Regions from separate parts of the Homo sapiens genome. Here region 2 is linked to region 1. Evidence: read pairs that join two places in POLR2A ChIA-PET (ENCODE). Cell type or tissue: A673. All regions are shown on one strand. Each heading gives the region's core, and the rest is flanking DNA. Links, peaks and the distances in the headings are about the cores only.

Region 1 (10,629 bases), core at 1,324-9,323:
TGGATTTTTTTTCTTTTCCCTCTTAACCCTTATATCTATCAATCAATCAATCAATCAGTGTATCATGTAGATACCAACTCAGGAAGGGAGTGAGGTAAAAGCATACATCTGGGCTGGCTTCTAAGTTTACAGAGGACAAGAATCATGCCCTATGGATTCTTGTGTCTGTCCAACCTAGCACAGCACCTGGCACATAGGCTGTTGATCTGAACTGAGAGGTGGCAACAGCGTTTAGACCAGAATAGAGGTGTCGCTGAGGAAGCACCTTGAAAAGAACTCGAACATCCAATTCACCTTTGCTTAATTAACTACTCGATTCAACTGTATTCATAAATAAATTCTTCTAAAATTACAGATTCAATAATTATTAATAGTTCTGAAAATCCACAATGCAAACCAATCAGGAAAATTAAGCTATCAAACCCCCATTACAGCAAAAAAATCATTTAAATGTACGAATGTAATCTTTGTAGTCAGGTTACAGCTGAAAAAGAAAACAGGCATTTTCTTTTTCTTTTTTTTTTTTTTTTTCGAGACGGAATCTCACTCTGTCACCCAGGCTGGAGTGCAGTGGTGTAATCTCGGCTCACTGCAACCTCCGCATCCTGGGTTCAAGCAATTCTCCTGCCTTAGCCTCCTGAGTAGCTGAGATTACAGGTACCCACCAACATGCCTGGCTAATTTTTGTATTTTTAGTAGAGACGGGGTTTCATCATGTTGGCCAGACTGGTCTCAAACTCCTGACCTCAGGTGATCCACCCGCCTCGGCCTCCCAAAGTGCTGGGATTACGGGCATGAACCACCACGCCCGGCCTCTTTTTCTTATAATTTTGCTCTTCTTGATTTATACTTCATAATCCATTCCCCTCTACGATTTGAAAGCAATTTACAGAAAAAATTTTAAGGGAGTGAGAGACCAGTGATTGTAGGGAGACCCTAAGCTCATAGACAAGCTTACAGACCCAGGCTTTTTTTTTTTTTTTTTTTTTTTTTAAGACGGAGTCTCACTCTGTCACCAAGGCTGGAGTGCAGTGGCACAATCTGGGCTCACTGCTACCTTGACGTCTTGGGTTCAAGTGATTCTCCTGCCTCAGCCTCCCAAGTAGCTGGGATTACAGGAACACACCACCATGCCCGGCTAAGACTCAGGCTTTTAATGAGAAGTTGTCAGGTTAAATTTGTTACGATACATTTGACTTATGAAATAAATGAACACAGAGCTAAAATAAAAACTAAAATTCTTTTTCTTATTCAATAAAACTTTAGTGTACACTATACTACTTACAGGTGTATTTTTTCCTTCTATATTTTAGCTGAAATAGGAGGGTTGGGACATTGCAGTACATAAATGTTATAGAGAGAAGATAAAAGAGTAACAATAAATTCTGACAAGTTTGGAGATTTAACCCTAGTGGTCAGAAGATGTAGATCCATCTTCAGTATAACAAAAAATTTCTTAAACCTTACCTGGTTCTGCTTCAACGTGGACACTAGTTTCTGCAATGTGATATTTTCTTCTTCCAATTCAGTATAGTCCTGAAGGAGCCGTGCCTCCCGGAACTTATATTCTCGGATTTCATCCTTCATCCGTATTCTCTGTAGCTCCACCATCTCATTGTTCTGAAACAACAGAGTAAACAGTCAATATATAACTCTCTTATTGTAGATTTTACAAGGTGTAAAGTCCTGGTAGTTAAAAATAATAATAAAAACACCTCATGGGGTGTAAATTGTTACTGCATTTTTTCGAATGGCAATTTAGTGGTATCTGTCAAAAACTTAAAAGCACATATATATTACCCAGCAATTCAACATCTAAAAATCATTCTTAAGTATGTTTTCATAGAAGTAAATAGAAACAGAAACAAATCCATGTATACTTACACAAAAAATTGGAAACAGTCTAAACGTTTGCTATTTGGGGAACACATTATCATGCATCCATTGAACGGAACATTATAAAATTATTTTAAGAAACGAGAAAGGCCGGGCGCTGTGGCTCACACCTGTAATCCCAGCACTTTGGGAGGTCAAGGTAGGTGGATCACCTGAGGTCAGGAGTTTGAGACCAACCTGGCCAACATGGTGAAACCCCGTCTCTACTAAAAATACCAAAAAAAAAAAAAAAATTAGCCAGGCGTGGTGGTGGGCGCCTGTAATCCTAGCTACTTGGGAGGCTGAGGCAGGAGAGTCACTTGAACCTGGGATGCGGAGGTTGCAGTGAGCCGAGATCAGGCCACTTCACTCCAGCCTGGGCAACAGAGCAAGACTCTATCTCAAAAACAGAAAAAAAGAATGAGGAGAAACTTTATTGTACTAAAATGGAAATGTAGTCACAATATATTATTAAATGTGAAAAGCAAGTCATAGATTAGTATGCATATTAGGATCCCAGGTATGTTAGAAATACAGGGAACACACACATACACAGATACATGCACACTTCCATGTCAGAAAAAATATTTGTAAGAATATCCAGAAAACTGTCAATAGCGGTGACTTATAAAGAATTAGACTGGGCAAGCCACAGGGATAAGGAGAGGAGCCTATTCGTTTGATTTTATGTCCTTCTGGATCATTTCAATTTTTTTTTTAACAACAAGCTTGTATTACCAGGACTTATGTGTAAAGTTACAGGATATAAATCAATCAATTAAGTAAAATATTTAACTTTTTCCATAAACTTATATGGCAAGTATAAGCTATGTTTTAGTTCAAAATGTATAATGACCACATAACAGATATAAACATTTATACATGTAACATATTCATAGTCATGGAAAGATGGGATATAAAAGTTTTCTTTTAATTAAGGATTAATTAGATTTGTTTCCTATTCAAACAAAGAGAAATATGGGAAGAAGTATCATAGAAACCAAAAACCACATTTTCTTATGTAATACCTAGATATCCATATGCGAAAAAAATAAGTCATGATGCATTTGGCCTTCACACCATAATTTGCAGAGCCTTGATATAGTGGTAGGTAGGACTGACAATGAATAGAAACTGCTATTGCAACACAGATGAATCTCACTAATATATTGACTGAAATAAGCCAGATGCAAAAGACTACATACAATATGATTCTGCATGTAAAGTTCAAAAACATGCTATGTAGGTTCAATTGTCTCCCAAAAAAGACATGTTGAAGTCCTAACTCCCAGGGTCTTTACAAAGGCAAAAATTAAAATGAGATCATTAGAGGAGGCCCAATCCGATAGGGCTGCTGTCTTTATAAAAAGGGGAAATTCAGCCACACAGAAACTGACACATACTTCTGCATGTGGGATGGGAAGACTATGTGAAGAAACACAGGGAAAAGATGGCCACGTGACCATGGAGGCAAAGACCGAAGTGACCCATCTACACGCCAAGGAACATCAAGGATTGCCAGCAAACACCAGAAGCCAGGAAGGGGCAAGGAAAGGCCTTTCCCTAGAGCTGCCAGAGGGAGCATGGCCCTGCCGACACCATGATTTCTGACTTTTGGCCTCCAGAACTGTGAGACGATAAATTTCTGTTGTTTTAAAGCCACCCAGACTTTGTTACGGCAGCCCTAAGAAAAGAATACCTGGGCAAAACTAATCTACAGTGACAGAAGTAAATGCACTGTTATCTTTGCAGGAGGGTAGGGTGACATCTGCAAGCACTAGAAACATTTTAAAGGTCTCTATCCTAACAGAGAGCCAGCTCTAGAAGTATACCTGACTTTCCGACATATGCTTTCAAATGTCTCTCATCTTGCTTCATAGTCCACAGATTTTTTTTTTTTAAAGACATGTTCTCACTCTGTCACCCATGCTACAGTGCAGTGGCATGATCACGGCTTACTGCAGTCTTGACCTCCCAGGCTCAAGTGATTCTCCCACCTCAGCCTCCTAAGTAGCTGGGACTACAGGTGTACACCAGCACAACTGGCTCATTTTTGTATTTTTTGTAGAGATGGTATTTCACTATGTTGCCCAGGCTGGTCTCAAACTCGTGAAGGCAATCCTTCTGCCTCAGCCCCCAAAGTGCTGGGATTACAGGTGTGAGCCACTGTGCCCAGACTTCTACAAATTTAATATATATTTTTTTTTTTGGTAGAAGCAGGGTCTTGCTCTGTTGCCCAGGTGCCTTAATCACAGCTTATTGTAGCCTTGACCTCCCAGGCTTAAGTGATCCTCCCACCTCAGCCTCCTGAGTAGCTGGGCCTACAGATGCACACCATCACGCCCAGCTAATTTTTAAATTTTTTATAGAGGTGGGGTCTCGCCATGTTGCCTAAGCTGGTCTCGAATGCCTGGGCTCAAGCAATCCTCCTGCTTTGGCCTCCCAAAGTGCTGGGATTATAAGCGTGAGCCACTACACCCGGCCCATATTCTATAGATGTTAACTGTAAATAACTCCCTTTGTCTCTGGTTTTCAGAGGCATGTTCAGTTGTCTATTTGAACATGGTGATGTTTTTTCTTCTGACTTGACTCCTGAGTACAGCTCTTCCTAGTTCTGTTTATGCATATGTGAAAACAACAAATTATAAACACATAATCTTTCATGTAAAAAATGAAAAATTCAACTCCAAAATCACTGATGCAGTTCCAGCTAATAAAATAGGCAGACACTGTAATCTCTAAGTAGTGGCGTTAGCTCAGAGTTTTGGGGAGGATAAGGGGTTGTTGACTGTGGTGTAAAGACAGATGTTAAAAAAATTATTCTGACACTTGTTAAAATGGTAAGGAAGACTTCATTCAAAACCATTGCAATTGGAGGGGGGAAAAGAAGGGGCTCAACTCTGAAACAGCAAGAGCAAGTGAAGATTTATAGCCAAGAACAGCATGAGGATGTCAAAGGATGGGAAATTGCTAAAAGAACACATCAAGGGCAGGGGAATTCTTGCTAAGCTGGCCTAACAGGACTCTTGCTAAAGGCAGTCCAAGGACTTAGACATCAAAAAGGTGGAGGATGAAGAACTTGATCAGATATCAAGGGTAATTAGATATCTAGGGTTGGGAGATGACTTAGCAGAATTCCTTGCTAAGGCTGGGCTGGGCAAGCCAAAGCTGGGGGTGGAGCAAGCTTGAAGCCTGGTCCAAAAGAGACATTAGCAGAGCATGACTGAAGCTTGGTTAAGGAGAGAGTCTTTGACACCTCACAGTCATGAACTGCAGTCTGATAGGAATGAAAGCTAAGAAAGTTTGCAAGACACTTTACCTGGTGATAATATGAATATAGATCCTAACTTGGGCAGGGCCAAAGCTTTTTTGGCATCAGAAGATTTTTATCCATTCTGTATCTTATCATCATAAAAGCTCACTGGCTAGCTTGTAAGGAGTTCCCCAGAGACGTGCAGATTTCATCAATTTAATGTAATATCCTATGGAATGTAATCATCAATCCTGAAGCTGAAGCTATACAAACTAATTGGTTGTTTTGGAAACCTGCTTTCAACCTACTATATGTAACCTCATTTATATATAAGGGGTTGGAGCTCCTTGTTATTCAGAATGCTTCTAGGCTGTCTGGCGTTTTTCACTTTAGCTCTCATTATAATAAACTGGTAACTCCAACAGAGTCATTTCATCAACACTTTAGTAATTCACCTATGCCTACTCCACCAGTTGACTTTAGCCTAATCCTCCCTTTACAGCTTCCCTCTGTTTTTATCAGTGCTGACCTCTTAAAGCAATTCTGTAGGTCACAAGTGTCAACATAGAAGTCTTCTGAAAATAGAGTTTGCCAACTTAAAAGAACCTTACCAAAGGCTTCTATGAATTTCCTAAAAACAAAAAAATGGGCTTCTGTTTCTTGCCTCTCTACAGGAGATTATTTTAAGCAAATATGCCTGAATTTATGAAATAGTAAATATTGGTATATAATACTGTTTAAAGGTGGTTTTCCCAGCTCTAGAAAGCTACGCCCAATCATCCTCTATAAACAACAGACTCTGGGGCTGGGTGCGGTGGCTTACGCCTGTAATCCCAGCACTTTGGGAGGCCAAGGTGGGCGGATCACAAGTTCGAGAGATCAAACCATCCTGGCCAACATGGTGAAACCCTGTCTCTACTAAGAATACAAAAATTAGCTGGGTGTGGTGGCACGCGCCTGTAGTCCTAGCTACTTGGGAGGCTGAAGCAGGAGAATCACTTGAACCTGGGAAGCAGAAGTTGCAGTGAGCTGAGATCGCACCACTGCACTTCAGCCTGGCAACAGAGCAAGACTGTCTTAAACAAACAAACACACAAACAAACAACAGACTCTGATATCACAATAGATATATGGAATAGCAAAAAAGAATTTTCTTATTTCTGCCAAGATAACTGAAAAAAGTTAGCAATGACCCCAAAAAATCATAAAATACAATTTACATACAATACCTACTTTCACACTCTGTGGGTATGGTGCAGTGGGGAAGTGGAGGTCCCTTTGCAAGTTTCAGAAGCTTTCAAAGAAGTCACATGATCTGGCCCTACCTCTGTCTCCAACCACTCTGCCCCTCAATCTTTGGCTCTGGCCGCAGGAGCTTTCCTTCTGCTCCTCTATCCCATTGGACATGCCAGCTTGCTTCTGCCTTGAGGCTTCTATACTCCTCTTTCCAGAACTCCCTGCCTTTAGATCAAGGGCTCCTAATCTCATAATGTGCTTGACCCTCTTTGACAATGTGCTGAAGCCTATGTACCTCTTCTCAGAATAATATTTTAAAAAGTGTAAAAGACAAAATTACAGAAAACACCGAACATGTTAAAATTACTATAATTTTTTTTTTTTTTGAAAGAGTCTTGCTCTGTCACCCAGGCTGGAGTACAGTGGCATGATCTTGGCTCACTGCAACCTCCGCCTCCCAGGTTCAAGTGATTCTTGTGCCTCAGTCTCCCAAGTAGCTGGGATTACAGGTGCCTGCTACCACACCTGGCTAATTTTTGTATTTTTACTAGAGACAGGATTTCGTTGTGTTGGCCAGGCTGGTCTTGAACTTCTGACCTCAAGTGATCCACCTGCGTTGGCCTCCCAAAGTGCTGGGATTACAAGTGTGAGTCACCAAGCCCGGCCAACTTATTATAATAATTTTTAAAATTATGACATAGGCTGGGCACAGTGGTTCATGCCTGTAAACCCCACACCTTGGGAGGCTGAGATGGGAGGATCACTTGAGTCCAGGAGTTTGAGACCAGCCTGGGCAACATGGTGAGCCCCATCCAGAAGATTATTTTGTACAAAAAAAGAACATGCCAAAATTAGCCAGGTATGGTGGTGCACACTTTTAGTCCCAGCTAGTCAGGGGGCTGAAGTGGGAGGATTGCTTGAGCCCCAAAGGTCAAGCCTGCAGTGAGCCATGATCATGCCACTACACTCCAGCCTGGGCTACAGAGTGAGACCCTGTCTCAGAAAAAAAAAAAAAAAAAAAAAAAATTAGGACTTGGTAGGTGACAGGTAAGTATATTAATGGCCCCCAATTAATCACACTTCCCTGAAGTCACAACCCATGGAATTCCCTCTCAAACTGACTGAGCTGGCCTTTGGATTTGTTATGACCCACAGAAGACAGTGGAAGTGCTGGGGAGTTCTGAGCCTGAGCCTCACGGGGCTTTGTGGCTCATGCTCTTGCTGTCTTGTAACACTGTGACTATGTGAAGAGCCCCAGGGTAGCCTGTTGGAGCCATGTGGCCCAGCCTGCAGTCAGCACCAGCTGCTGGGCATGGGAGGAAGGCCATCTTGGACTATTTGGCCCAGTGGGGCTGTCAGATGACTGCAACCACATGAGCAATCCTGGCAAGTCCTTAAGAACCACCCAGCCGAGGCCGGGCACAGTGGCTCATGCCTGCAATCCCAGCACTTTGGGAGGCCGAGGCGGGCGGATCACAAGGTCAAGAGATCGAGATCATCCTGGCTAACACGGTGAAACCTCGTTTCTACTAAAAAATATAAAAAAGTAACCAGGTGTGGTGGCGGGCACCTGTAGTCCCAGCTACTTGGGAGGCTGAGGCAGGAGAATGGCGTGAACCCAGGAGGCAGAGCTTGCAGTGAGCCAAGATCGTGCCACTGCACTCCAGCCTGGGCGACAGAGACAGACTCCATCTCAAAAAAAAAAACAAAAAAAAAAACACCACCCAGCTGAGCACAGCCCAAATTGCTGACCAACAGAATCATGGGTTATTGTTTAAAGCTCCCAAATTGTGGGTCATTCATTACCCAGTAATACATAATCAATACAGTAATACATGTGCTTCTTTATTAACACAATTAGAATCAGATCTAGTATCACATCCAAGAAATCTCATAATTTCAAAGCAATGATAACATTTCAAGACACCTGTGAAAACTGAGATATAATTTAAAAAAACTATACTTTCTACTGGTAACAAAGTAACAAGTGCTACTAGTACTACTGAGATTTGTTGTCTACATTCAAATAGAAGAAAATGCTAAATTTCAGTCTGAGTTGAGTGAAAATACAGATGTAATTATTTTTCTGATCCAAGTCTATAGACCTCCTGAAATCTATCCACAGACTCCCAGAAACTCAGCTGAAAAACTCTTCTGTGTTTACTTGTTATTTAAGTCTCATTTCAGATGTCATCTCCTCAGGGAAACCTTCCCTGAGCAACTAATATAAAATAGCTCCCCTCGCCCTCCACTCACCCATCAGAGTTACTTTATAGATTAGTATTTAGCATGGAGTACATACTTAGAAAATAAGTGTTGACAGAATGACACTGATTATTATTTGAAACTGGCTACTTACTTTTTATACATTTTATATTTATTACATTTCCTTTTGCATCTGAATATAATGATCCTTTGCTGCCTTGTTATCCTGTGTCCCTAATACCTGGTACATTTTAGGCCCTAATGACCATGGAATGAATAATAAAACAGGTATACAAGTGATTAATCCCCCAAAAAATATATATTACATGGATGACAGCTTCCTGTGTTGTGTTATTTGAGAAGGAGGCACAAAGGGAGAACAATGCACTTTGAAATAAAATACACCTAAATCTTCAAAATAACTTGACTTGTTATTCTTCTCTAATATATTGTCAAGTTACTTGGTTTCTGCCTTCTGTTCCTTGGGCAATACTTGCAGCATAGTGTGGAATAATTGTAGAATGAAAAATAGTAGTGTTCCCCTAATTTGGCTATAAAGTCAAATTACAGTATTTCATTACATTCTTTTTTTGTAGAAACATATTATCTTAATTTTTTTCTTTCTTGAAAAATCTATCAACTGAGTGAATGATATATATATTTACTTATTTTTCCTTATTTAATATGTATAAAAAAGATATCAGGAAGCCCAACGAACTGGATGACAGTCATTTATATAAAATTGTAAAGAAAAATGTTAAGATACAAGAGATTCTGAAATGGGAATATATACATTGTAAAAAATATAACGGCTAATAATCTGGCTTATATACTCTGGGAATTAACCATAAAATCTTATGCAGTGAAACAGTAAATGTCAAGAAAATTTAAGACCACAGCAAAGCTAATGAGGATCACTAACAACTCGTAAAATAACTAATGAAAACTCCTGATGCTAATTAAGGACAAGGAAGAGCTTGGGCTGCAACACTGGTTAAGCTGAAAGACTCACTGAGATGAACAGACACAAGGCCCAGAGGAAGAAAACTGGTCTTATTTATTTTGCTAAAAATCCTTGCTTTTTGAATTGCCAGCGATTATATTCTAGGGGCATGTTCTTTAATTTCACAATAAATTTAAAAGATTGCAACTGTTGTGTTTTGCACCATTCATCATACATTTATCTCCTACAATTTTTTTTTCTTCCTGGGATAAGATGGCGCTGAGCTCTGCTAAAAATTCCCATCAAGAATAACCAGAGTAAGAAAAATAATGCATGAGAGAAAGGGAAGAAAATGGCACAACAGGGGAATGCTTTAGCTTTTCACCTCCAGGGAGCTGAGTCTCAGCTCCTCAGGGGAGAGGGGATTAGCCTGAGATGGCAGGGATAGAGTCACCTCATTATTTGCATTGCACCTGAGCATAGCAGCATTCTTACAGTTTAGTTTAATTAACATTAAAAAGATTTCTTTATGTAGGAATCATAAATTCCCTTCACTATTGGCAAGAAGAAAAAATACAGATGAACGCTTGTCACCACACAGAGTCAATATATTAAAAATAATACTGCCTTCCAGTTTTAATGCTCTTAGTCTTTTATAAATTAATTATACCCATTGTCACATTAGATATTAATAATAGCTTGGTTAGGTGGGTAACAAACCCCTGTTTACTATCTGCAAAACAGGAATCCTAATACTTAAGATTACATGATAATTATGAGGATTTAATGATATAACATGGTAAAATGAGCAAGGATGCTAGACATACAGATAATTTATGGTAACACGAGCAGAAGTTCACACGCAAAAGCCTAAGCAATTGATTACCCCTGGGTGAGCCAGGGAACACTTTATAAAGGAAGTTATCATTGGGTAGAACCTTGAAGGAAAAGTAAAGGTTAACTAAATGGAGATAGAGGAGGGCAGATTTTCCAGCCAGAGATAAACCTTCAAACAGAAGTAGCCTTATATTTGTGTTGAAGGCAATGCTAAAATTCTCCAGTTAGACTGAGCATTTCCTTACAGCCCCAGCAAGCCTGGAGCAGTGATCAAAAGAAA
Region 2 (10,629 bases), core at 1,155-9,154, 220 kb after region 1:
GTGATCAGTATACATCAAGAACAAGAGCACTGATGATAAATGTTATTAATACTAGAACTGTCATGCAACTGTCTACATTTCTTTTTTTTCTTTTTGATACAAAGTCTTGCTCTTGTCACCCAGGCTGGAGTGCAGTGGCGCATGCAGTGGCGCAATCTCAGCTCACTGCAACCTCCGCCTCTCGGGTTCAACTGACTCTTCTGCCTCAGCCTCCCCAGTAGCTGGGATTACAGGCACCCGCCACTGTGCCCAGCTAATTTTTTATTTTTAGTAGAGACAGGGATTTCAGTATGTTGGCCAGGCTGGTCTCGAACTCCTGACCTCAAGTGATCCACCTGCCTCGGCCTCCCAAGTGCTAGGATTACAGGTGTGAGCCACTAAGCCTGGCCAGCTGTCTAGATTTCTAACAGCTGTGCCCAGGACTTCACTCTTTTTTTTTTTTTTAATTCTTTTAATCATTTGGAAGGGTTTCACTCTTTACTTGAGTTACCTACTATGTGCCTGAAAATGCTTTCCTGCCACTGATTGCTTGCCTTACTAACCCAATGACCTCAATTACCAATATGAATGGAGGCATTGAAAAACAGTTCAGAAATGCAAAGTTACTCATGCAAACCACCACATTCTCATTCCACTCACCAGGTACTCTGTTAAAGCATATGTTATCAGGGCACATGTAATTTTCAGCCAACACCATTTCCCAAGGTGGTGGAGAATTTACATGCATTATTAAAATCAACATTCCAGTCTTTTCAACAAATGGTGCAGGAACAACTGCATATCTTCTTTTCCCTTTTCTTCTCTCTCTCTTTTTTTTTTTTTTAATGAGATAGGGTTTGGCTCTGTCACCCAGACTGGAGTGCAGTGGCACCATCTTGGCTCACTGCAACTTCTGCCTCCTGGGCTCAAGCGATCCTCCCACCTCAGCCTCCCAAGTAGCTGGGACTACAGATGCATGCTACCACACCCAGATAATTTTTTTGTATTTTTGGTAGAGACAGGGTTTCACCATATTGCCCAGGCTAGTCTCGAACTCCTGACGTCAAGCAATTAACCATCTTGGCCTCCCAAAGTGCTGGGATTACAGATGTCATCTACCACACCCAGCCTAAATTCTGCATATCTATATTGGAAAAAAAAAAAACCTCAATCCCTACCTCACACCACACACAAAAATTAACTCCATGTGGATCATAGACCTAAAGATAATTGCTAAAACCATGCAACACAGGGAAAAAAATATTTACAAACTTGCCAAAGCAGAAACCATAAAAGAAATAATTGGTAAGTTGCATTTTTATCAAAATGCAAAACTTCTGCTCTTTGAAAGACAAAATTAAGAAAATTAAAAGGCAAGCCACAGGCTGGGAGAAATCATCATAATACATATATCTGACAGAGGACTGGTAGTCAGAATACATACAAAATTCTCACAACTGGCCGGGCACAGTGGCTTACGCCTGTAATCCCAGCACTTTGGGAGGCTGAGGCAGGAGGATCACTTGAGTTCAGGAGTTCAAGACCAGCCTGGCCAACATGATGAAACCCCATCTCTACCAAAAATACAAAAAAATTAGCCAGCCAAGGTGGCACGTGCCTGTCGTCCCAGCTACTCTGGAGGCTGAGGTGGGAGGATGGCTTGAGCCCAGGAGGCAAAGGATGCAGAGAGCCAAGATTGCACCACTGCACTCCAGCCTGGGTGACAGAGCAAGACTCCATCTCAAAAAAAAAAAAAAAAAAAAAAAAAAAAAAAAAAAAAAAAAAAACTCTTACAACTTAGTAATAAAAAGACAACCTGACTGGCTGCCCAAACCAAACTTGGTTTCCCAGAATTGGCTGACAGAGCAAAAGCTTGTTTAATTTGAATCTGAAAAGGACACACAGTAACCCCTCACTCTTTGAGGAGGCTAGTGAGAGGAGTCAGATCTGGTGTTACGGGGTGAATTGTATTGTTTCCAACCCTCTCCATCCTTGCCCAAAATTCATGTGCTGAAGCCCTGACCTGCAGTACCTCGGAATGTAACTGTGTTTGGAGATAGGGCCTTTAAAGAGGTAATTAAGTTAAAATGAGGGGAAAACCCTTATCTTATACAAGTGATGTCCTTATAAGAAAAGGAAATTTGGACAGGTACAGAGCAAAAGACCATGTGAAGACACCGAGAAAACGGCTGTTTCCAAGCCAAGGAGAGAGGCCTCAGAAAAAACCAACCTTGATCTCAGACTTCTGGCCTCCAGCACTAATCTCCCAAGAAACAAACTCTTAGAACTGGCCTAGGAATATCTACGAAAACAATGGTAAAAATTAAAAAAAAAAAATTGTCACATGAGTTACCTGTCTCCTGCTGCAATCTGGTGTCCAAGGTGAAATACCATTGTATGGTGTACTAAGCAAGCCACAGGGTTTCCAGCCCATGCACAGAGTCATTCCGTCTCAGCCAGGTGAACTCCACATCATTTCCATCATAGCCCTCTGATAAAGGAAATGGAGCCCTGGTCAGTGCAAGGACATTGCAGATTGAACTAGTCTAGAAAATGCTATAATAGCCCGGCACGGTGGCTCATGCCTGTAATCCCAGCACTTTGGGAGGCTGAGGCGGGTAGATCACGAGGTCAGGAGATTGAGACCATCCTGACTAACATGGTGAAACTCCGTCTCTACTAAAAATACAAAAAATTAGCTGGGTGTGGTGGCGGGCGCCTGTAGTCCTAGCTACTCAGGAGGCTGAGGTAGGAGAATGGCGTGAACCCGGGAGGCAGAACATGCAGTGAGCAGAGATCGCACCACTGCACTCCAGCCTGGGCAACAGAGTGAGACTCCGTCTCAAAAAAAAAAAGAAAGAAAATGCTATAATATGTAAATAGCATGAGTTATGTCTTCGTGGTGACAAGTCCAAGGACAATCCCTGCAAAACTTGGCATGATTTCTCAAGTGCAATTGCAATGTCTGTTCAAAATGAAGTGACCTGCTGGGACTGTTTGCCGTCAATTGAGAACTGGTCCTATGCTAGATATTGTGTAGATCAGGTAAATGATAAGTCTTTAGAAGTGGCCTCCCTCATTATTTAAATGTTATTATTGAACAAATATCCATGAACACACAAAGCTTATGTTAGATACTGCCTTTCAAGACTGTCTAATAGCTCTCGTGGTATTTTCAGGGAACAGAATGTAGAACTGAGCTGTTCATATTTTCACATTGGCATAAACGCAAAACTAAAACAAAAAACCTGCACTCAGCTGCTTTCTTAAAGTCTGTAACATGTGTGTTAAATCTCAAAACAGTTTAATTAATACAGTTGATAATAGTAACAACAGTTACCCTTTGAACACTTATGTTAAGTACTTTATACATTATGTCACTAATGTTCTTGCAAACTTGCAAGGAAGCCATTTCTTCATTTCTAAGATGGACATGTCTTTACATTTTCTGAAGTTGAGATGGACTTTACAGTTGATTGTATCTATCTATCTATCTATCTATATAGATTTATATATATATATAGTAGAGCTTATATTTTTCCTAAAATGCTACTATCCAATAAATTCTGTTCCATAGGAAAAAAATGACAACCCATTTTCTTAAAATGAGTGAAAGATTTGAACAGACACTTTTTATTTTTTTTTTGAGACAGAGTCTTGCTGTGTCCCCTAGGCTGGAGTGCAGTGGTGTATCTCGGCTCATGGCAACCTCCGCCTCCCAGTGAATAGATGCTTTTACCAAAGAAGATATATGAATGATCAATCAGCACATGGAAAGATGCTCAAAATCATTAGTCATCAGAGAAACGCAAATTAAAACCACAATGAAATATCACTATCCACAATTAGAATAGCTGAAATTCATACCATTTTTCATTAAAAGCACCACACCTAAACCAGGTCCAGGGCGGAAAAAGTACAAAATAAAATTGGAAAAAAAAAAAGAAAAGGAAGAAAAATAAGCTTGGAACAGCTTGTTGCCCCAGAAAGTAAAAACATTATCAAAGGCTAATGATGGGACACATCAAATAACAAAAAATTCCATAAGCCAGCTTGAAGAGGGTCCTTTTGGTCAAAGATAAGATGATTTGAACATCAAGAAGAATTATTATTTCAATTGATTAAAATAAATAAAAATATTACTCTGGGGGCTGAGGTGAGAAGATTGCTTAAGCCCAGGAGATTGAGGCTACAGTGAGTTGTGTTCGCACCACTGCACTCCAGCCTGGGTGACAGAGTGAGACCCTGTCTCAAGTAGATAAACAAATATATAAATAATAAAAAGTCATAATTTTTTTAAAGAGGAAAGAACAAACACGCCATAGTGAATGAATCGAGCAAAGGTTGCTGTGCACCAACTCATTACTCCAAAAACTGATAATTAAGGGGAAAGAACCGAGATTTTATATCACCTTTCCAGTATGAACAGTATTTCCTGGAAATCAAATAACCCTACTAGATAAGAGTTCTATATAGAATAATTACAGATAATAAATGTAGTATTAGAAAGTCAACATTTTGTAGCTCCTAATAAAATGACTTAAATACTGGTTATCAATAGATGACAAAATCATTAGGTAAAAAGGTTGATGCCACCACTTGAACTCGCTGATCCATCTTAGCAGCCACTGTAAGTGAAACAACCAGCTATTGCATGCTTTTGAATATGAGGCAATAGGAAGCATACAGCACCACCTATGAAGTAGTCATAAACTAAGCAATACAAAGCAAAACCTTAAACCTGAATCTATTCAAGCCTGTAGTCTACAAGAAAAATAGAAGATAGAGGAAAAAGTTAGGTAACACTAGGAGGAAATATTTAGTCAAAGTCAGAATTTAGGACATCATGCAGGACAACTAACCTGTCTTTGTAATCAAGTCAATGGCATTAAAAAAAAAAGTGTGGGCTCTAATAGAATCTGTAGAAACTCAACATAATCTAACCTTACTGAGGATGTTGAATAAAGGGACTGACCAAATTTACTGTCACATAGATTGTCAACCTAAAATAACCAAAAGGCTCAGGATCCAGTTAAAAGAGTTTATTACACTATTCAGCCATAAAAAAGAATAAAATCATGTCTTTTGCAACAACATGGATAGAACTGGAGACCATTAATTTAAGTGCAATAACTCAGAAACAGAAAGCTAAATACGGCACATTCTCACTTATAAGTGGGAGCTAAATACTGTGTCCACATGGACATAGAGAGTGAAGTGATAAACAATGGGGACTCAGAAGGGTGGCGGGGCTGGGTGCAGTGGCTCAGGCCTGTAATCCCAACACTCTGGGAGGCCAAGGCGGACAGATCACTTGAGGTCAGGAGTTTGAGACCAGCTGGACCATCAGGGTAAAACCCCAGGAGGCTGAGCCATGAGAATCGCTTGAACCCAGGATGGGCGACAGAGAAAGACTCTGTCTCAAAACAAAACAAAACAAAGCAAAGCAAAACAAAACAAAGCAAAACAAACAAACAAACAAAAAAAACAAGAAGGGTGGGAGGATGTAGAGGGATGAGAAATTACTTAATGGGTACAATGTAGTATTTGGGTGATGGCTACACTAAAAGCTGCTGTGAAAATATATCCATGTAACAAAACTGCACTTGTACTCCCTGAATCTATAAAAATAATTTTAAAAATAGCTTATTCAAGTGCAAAGTGTGAGGGTGGCTGTATGGGAAAACAGGGATACCAAAGAATGGCGATGAGTGCTCCCCAGTGTAGAGAAAGGTAGGGGTCATTTATATAGGAAAAAACAAGAATGCTGAACAGAATTACATTTTCCACACAAGACTAACAAACAGTTACAAGACCTGATTGGTTATGATCGATTACGCTCTAAGTGGTTGCTTAACATTTCATATAAAGAGGTAGATAAAGAGTCTCTATCTCCAACAAGATTTAATCTAGGTTTGAATAAAGCATAGGAGTCTGGTTAATGTATAACATCTCAACACAAAGGTCAGGAAGCAATGGTTGTGCACCAGACAAGAAAAACAGCCATATTATGTGAGTCAGTTTCCGGGACTTAATTTTTCCCCTTGGCATAATAAATCTGAAATTTTCTTTTCTTTTCACAGATGTTCTGTTAGAGACAACTGTAGGGAGTACTGATGAAAGAAATATAAAAACAGAACATCAAAGTAAACTTTATTGAATCAATACTGACTGTTCACTGTAGGATGATGTATAACAATTGGAGCTTTAACTCCAGATTAAATAGAGCTGAAAATACATCATAGCTTTGTAATCACTTATAAGCTATCTGAATACATGAATTTAAATACTTTTTTTTTTTTTTTGCTTAACAATTAAATTAGCTAATTCTATACTTATGAATTGGCATTTTCCCTTGGGTCTTAATTTCTTGTTTCTCCAACATGATGTTTTTTTCACAGACAAGGTCTCACTCTGTTGTCCAGGCTGAAGTGCACTGGTACAATCATAGCTCACTGCAGCCTCAAACTCTTGGGTTCAAGCGATCCTCCTGCCTCAGCCATCTGAGTAGCTGGGACCGCAGGCATGCGCCACAACAACCAGCTATTTTTTAAATTTTTTGTAGAGACAAGATCTCACTATGTTGCCCAGGCTGGTTTCCAACTCCTGGGCTCAAGTGATCCTCCCACTCAAGAGGCCAGACAGTGGCTCAGGCCTGTAAAGCCAGCACTTTGAAAGGCCAAGGCAGGAGGATTCTTGATGCCAGGAGTTTGAGACAAGCCTGGGCACCGGGCAACATAGCAAGATCCTGTGTCTACAGATTTTTTTTATTTGAGACAAAATTTACCTCTGTCACCCAGGCAGGAGTACGGTGGCACAATCTTTGGTCACTGCAACCTCCACCTCCTGGATTCAAGCAATTCTCCCACCTCAGCCTCCCAAGCAGCTGGGACTACAGGCATGCACCACCATGCCTGGCTAATTTTTTTTGTATTTTTGGGCTGTCTTTACAATTTTTTTTTTTTGAAATGTAGTCTCACTCTGCTGCCCAGGCTGGAGTGCAATGGCGTGATCTCAGCTCACTGCAACCTCCGCCTCCCAGGTTCAAGTGATTTTCCTGCCTCAGCCTCCCAGGTAACTGGGATTACAGGCTTGCACCACCAGGCCTGGCTAATTTTTGTATTTTTAGTACAGACGGGATTTCACCATGTTGACCAAGCTGGTCTTGAACTTCTGACCTCGTGATCCACCCTCCTTGGCCTCCCAAAGTGCTGGGATTACAGGCATGAGCCGCTGCGCCCGGCCTACAAAATTTTTTAATTAGCTAGGCATGGTGCTGTGCACCTGTAGTCCCAGCTATGCAGGAGGCTGAGGCAGAAGGATCGCTTGAGCCTGGGAGTTCAAGGCTGCAGTGAGCTGTGACTGAGGCACAGCACTCCAGCCTGGCTGCCAGTGTGAGACCCTTCCTCCAAAAACAAAACATAACAAAATATTTAAAAGACAAAAAACATATGCAATGAGTGGACCTTTTTTCTTGGTTTTCTTCGTACCCTGATTCAAACAATCCAATAGCATAAATATAATTTTAGACATTTAGAAAAATTTAAGTAAGGACTCATTTTAGAAATCTGAATATGAGGCCGGGTGCGGTGGCTCACATCTGTAATCCCAGCACTTTGGGAGGCTGAGGCGGGTGGATCACGAGGTCAGGAGATTGAGGCCATCCTGGCTAACAAGGTGAAACCCTGTCTCTACTAAAAATACAAAAAAAATTAGCCGGAAGTGGTGGCAGGCGCCTGTAGTCCCAGCTACTCGGGAGGCTGAGACAGGAGAATGGCGTGAACCCAGGAGGCAGAGCTTGCAGTGAGCTGAGATCCCGCCACTGCACTCCAGCCTGGGTGACAGAGTGAGACTCCGTCTCAAAAAAAAAAAAAAAAAGAAATCTGAATATGGGTCCAGGCGCGGTGGCTCATGCCTGTAATCCCAGCACTTTGGGAGGCCAAGGCGGGCGGATCTCCTGAGGTCAGGAGTTCAAGACCAACCTGCCCAAGACGGTGAAAACCGTCTCTACTAAAAATACAAAAAATTAGCTGGGCGTGGTGGTGGGTGCCTGTAATCCCAGCTACTCGGGAGACTGAGCCAGGAGAATAGCTTGAACCCAGGAGGCAGAGGTTGCAGTGAGCTGAGATCACGCCATTGCACTCCAGCCTGGGTAACAAGAGCAAAACTCCGTCTCAAAAAAAAAAATTTTGAATATGGGTATTGGATGATATCAAAAGAATATTGTTAATTTTGGCTCAGGAACTCCTCCAAGTCTTTGCTGCTACATCCTCAGGCCGCAGGCTGACTGAGATGCTGCCATTCAACCTTCTTTCTCCCTCTCCTTCACTCTGGGTCAGCCTTGCATGGGTCTGATGAGGCTGATCACTGTGACTGCTCTCTCAGCCTTTCCCGGCTTCCTCCTTGTTTCCTTTCACTCTAGTGTTTCCCCCAGTAAAATACTTCAAGTGTAATCCCATCTTGCTGTCTGCTTCTCAGAAGAGCCAGACTCGTCATTTTCTAATGCTTAATCCTGCTTCATATGCCTATGTTGGTTTCCTTCTACCATTTCCGTATTTCCTTCACTTGTGTCTTTGTAACTTGCCCAGCACTCCTCCCTGAGAAGGCTGTGGTGATACGTACAAGCATCTCTCTTCAAACCAGTGTGCACATGAGGAGCCCCAATGTACACTCATTTGGTTCTTCAAATATCAGTAGACAAGATTGAGATAGATTGTAACAAATTCAAGCCATGGAAATTAGTTTATTCAAAGACTTTGCTTTTTGCATATGTCAAAATCTTATCCCAGCTGTGCCTGAAAGACTCAGGCATCAGGCAGCCATATGCCCATATTTTGACCCCTCAGTATAGAGCATAGCAAGTCAACTCACCACAGCCCTTTTCCACTGTTTGCTTGTTTGTTTTTTTGAGACGGAGTCTCACTCTGTCACCCAGGGTGGAGTGTGGTGGCGGAAGCTCTGCTCACTGCAACCTCCACCTCCAGGGTTCAAGCAATTCTCCTGCCTCAGCCTCCCAAATAGATAGGATTATTACAGGCATACGCCACCATACCCAGCTAATTTTTGCCTCTTTAGTAGAGACGGGGTTTCACCATGTTGGCCAGGCTGGTCTTGAACTCCTGACCTCAAGTGATCCACCCACCTCTGCCTCCCAAAGTGTTGGGATTACAGGCATGAGACACCACCCCCAGCCCTTTTTTGCTGTTTTTTGAAAGAGGGTCTCACTATGCTGCCCAGGCTGGACTCAAACTCCTGGGCTTAAGGGATCCTGGCTCCTCAGCCTCCTGAGTAGCTGGAATTACTCAGAAGGCTGAGTAGCGCACACCATCATGCCCATACATATGATTTCTCCCTTCACATCAGCCTGATAAAAATCCCCATAGACTCTATGAGTATTCTATCATCCCCTCCGGGAGACTGTAGAGTTTGAAATTAAAGTCAATAGGTTCCAACAGACATTTATCAAAGATAGAATTTCCACTCTGCATGTTAACCATTTGCATTTTTGTTAGGCACATGGGTCATTCTTGCCATCAGCAGATGTTTTAATTAAATAAAGAAAGAAGGGCAAAACAAACAAACAAACAAACAAAAACTCACAAATAAAGTCAATAGGTTCCAGAAACATACAATCTGTATTGAAATCCCAGTCTTACTTCTTCAAACTTTATAAACCTTCATTTCCTGGTCTGTAAATCAAGTTCTGTAACTTAGGTTTCTGCCTCATACTGTTGCTAGGATCAGAACAGTGTTTGATACTGACTGGCCCGTGCTTAGAGTGCCCTCAGTGCTCACCAAGTTATTTTCACTTGGCACAGTGGAGCCGGCATCTCCACTCACTCTTTCCTGCTGTCTACCGTTGACTCCGTTCTCAGAGACTTTTCTGGGGCAGGATGATCTCCATTTGAGGGATGCCTAGGGACAGAGTACACAGGAGGTAGGACCATTGGAGAAACTCCCGGCTGAATATAGTAGGAAAGAATGCTCAGCAAGAGGCTGGTAATGGCTCCAAGGACATCTTGGCTCTTCCACATGAGAGTTTCTGTTCTCCCAGCTTCCATGTGCAAGCCACAGTAGTCAACTCCAGCTGATCTAAGATGAAAAAAAAAGTTAACTCAACAGATACTGGGTTTCTCAGAGAATTGTTTGGAAGCCTAGAGAACCACGCTCTCTAGCCAGCAGGTGCCAGAGAGGAAGTTTATTATCCCTATTTCTTCTGTCACTGGCTCCAAAGTCAAAAGAAAGACAAGAACGTTGCCAGACCTGGGTCACATGGCTGAGGCAACACAGGCTGGAAAAATCTAGTTTCTGGCAATCTCTGCCTACAACTAAGACTTTTTTTTTTTTTTTCTCAGACAGGGTCTCGCTCTGTGGCCCAGGCTAGAGTGCAGTGGTACAATCTTCACTCATTGCAGCCTCCACCACCCAGGCTCAGGTGATCCTCCCACCTCAGCCTCCTAAGTAGCTGGGTCTACAGGCACATGTCACCATGCCTGGCTAATTTTTGTATTTTTTGTAGAAATGGTTTTTTGCCATGTTGTCCAGGCTGGTCTCAAACTCCTGGGCTCAAGGTATCCACCCACTTCAGCATCCCAAAAGTTCTGGGATTACAGGCAAGAGCCACTTCCTTCCTCCTCCTTCTCTTCCTCC

Evidence for each region. Peaks named below come from ENCODE experiments on the same cell type or tissue, not always from the same donor. Only the 100,000 strongest peaks of a DNase experiment are listed, where the experiment ranks them.
Region 2: POLR2A ChIA-PET joins it to region 1 with 6 read pairs; 6 of 35 experiments call an interaction of 5 or more read pairs at or near these places.

The regions. Positions count from the first base shown.
Region 1 is chr12:32,284,985-32,295,613 of GRCh38, reverse strand. It overlaps BICD1 (BICD cargo adaptor 1), which reads right to left. Exons shown (of 10, transcript NM_001714.4): 3 at 1,468-1,620. Among named protein-coding and RNA genes, the nearest start is that of FGD4, 110 kb to the left of the region's middle. In A673, for the core only: no CTCF peak of the experiment used is centred there; no DNase peak of the experiment used is centred there.
Region 2 is chr12:32,064,579-32,075,207 of GRCh38, reverse strand. No RefSeq gene overlaps it. Among named protein-coding and RNA genes, the nearest start is that of BICD1, 37 kb to the left of the region's middle. In A673, for the core only: no CTCF peak of the experiment used is centred there; a DNase peak (open chromatin) is centred at 5,997; H3K27ac peaks cover 1,191 bases.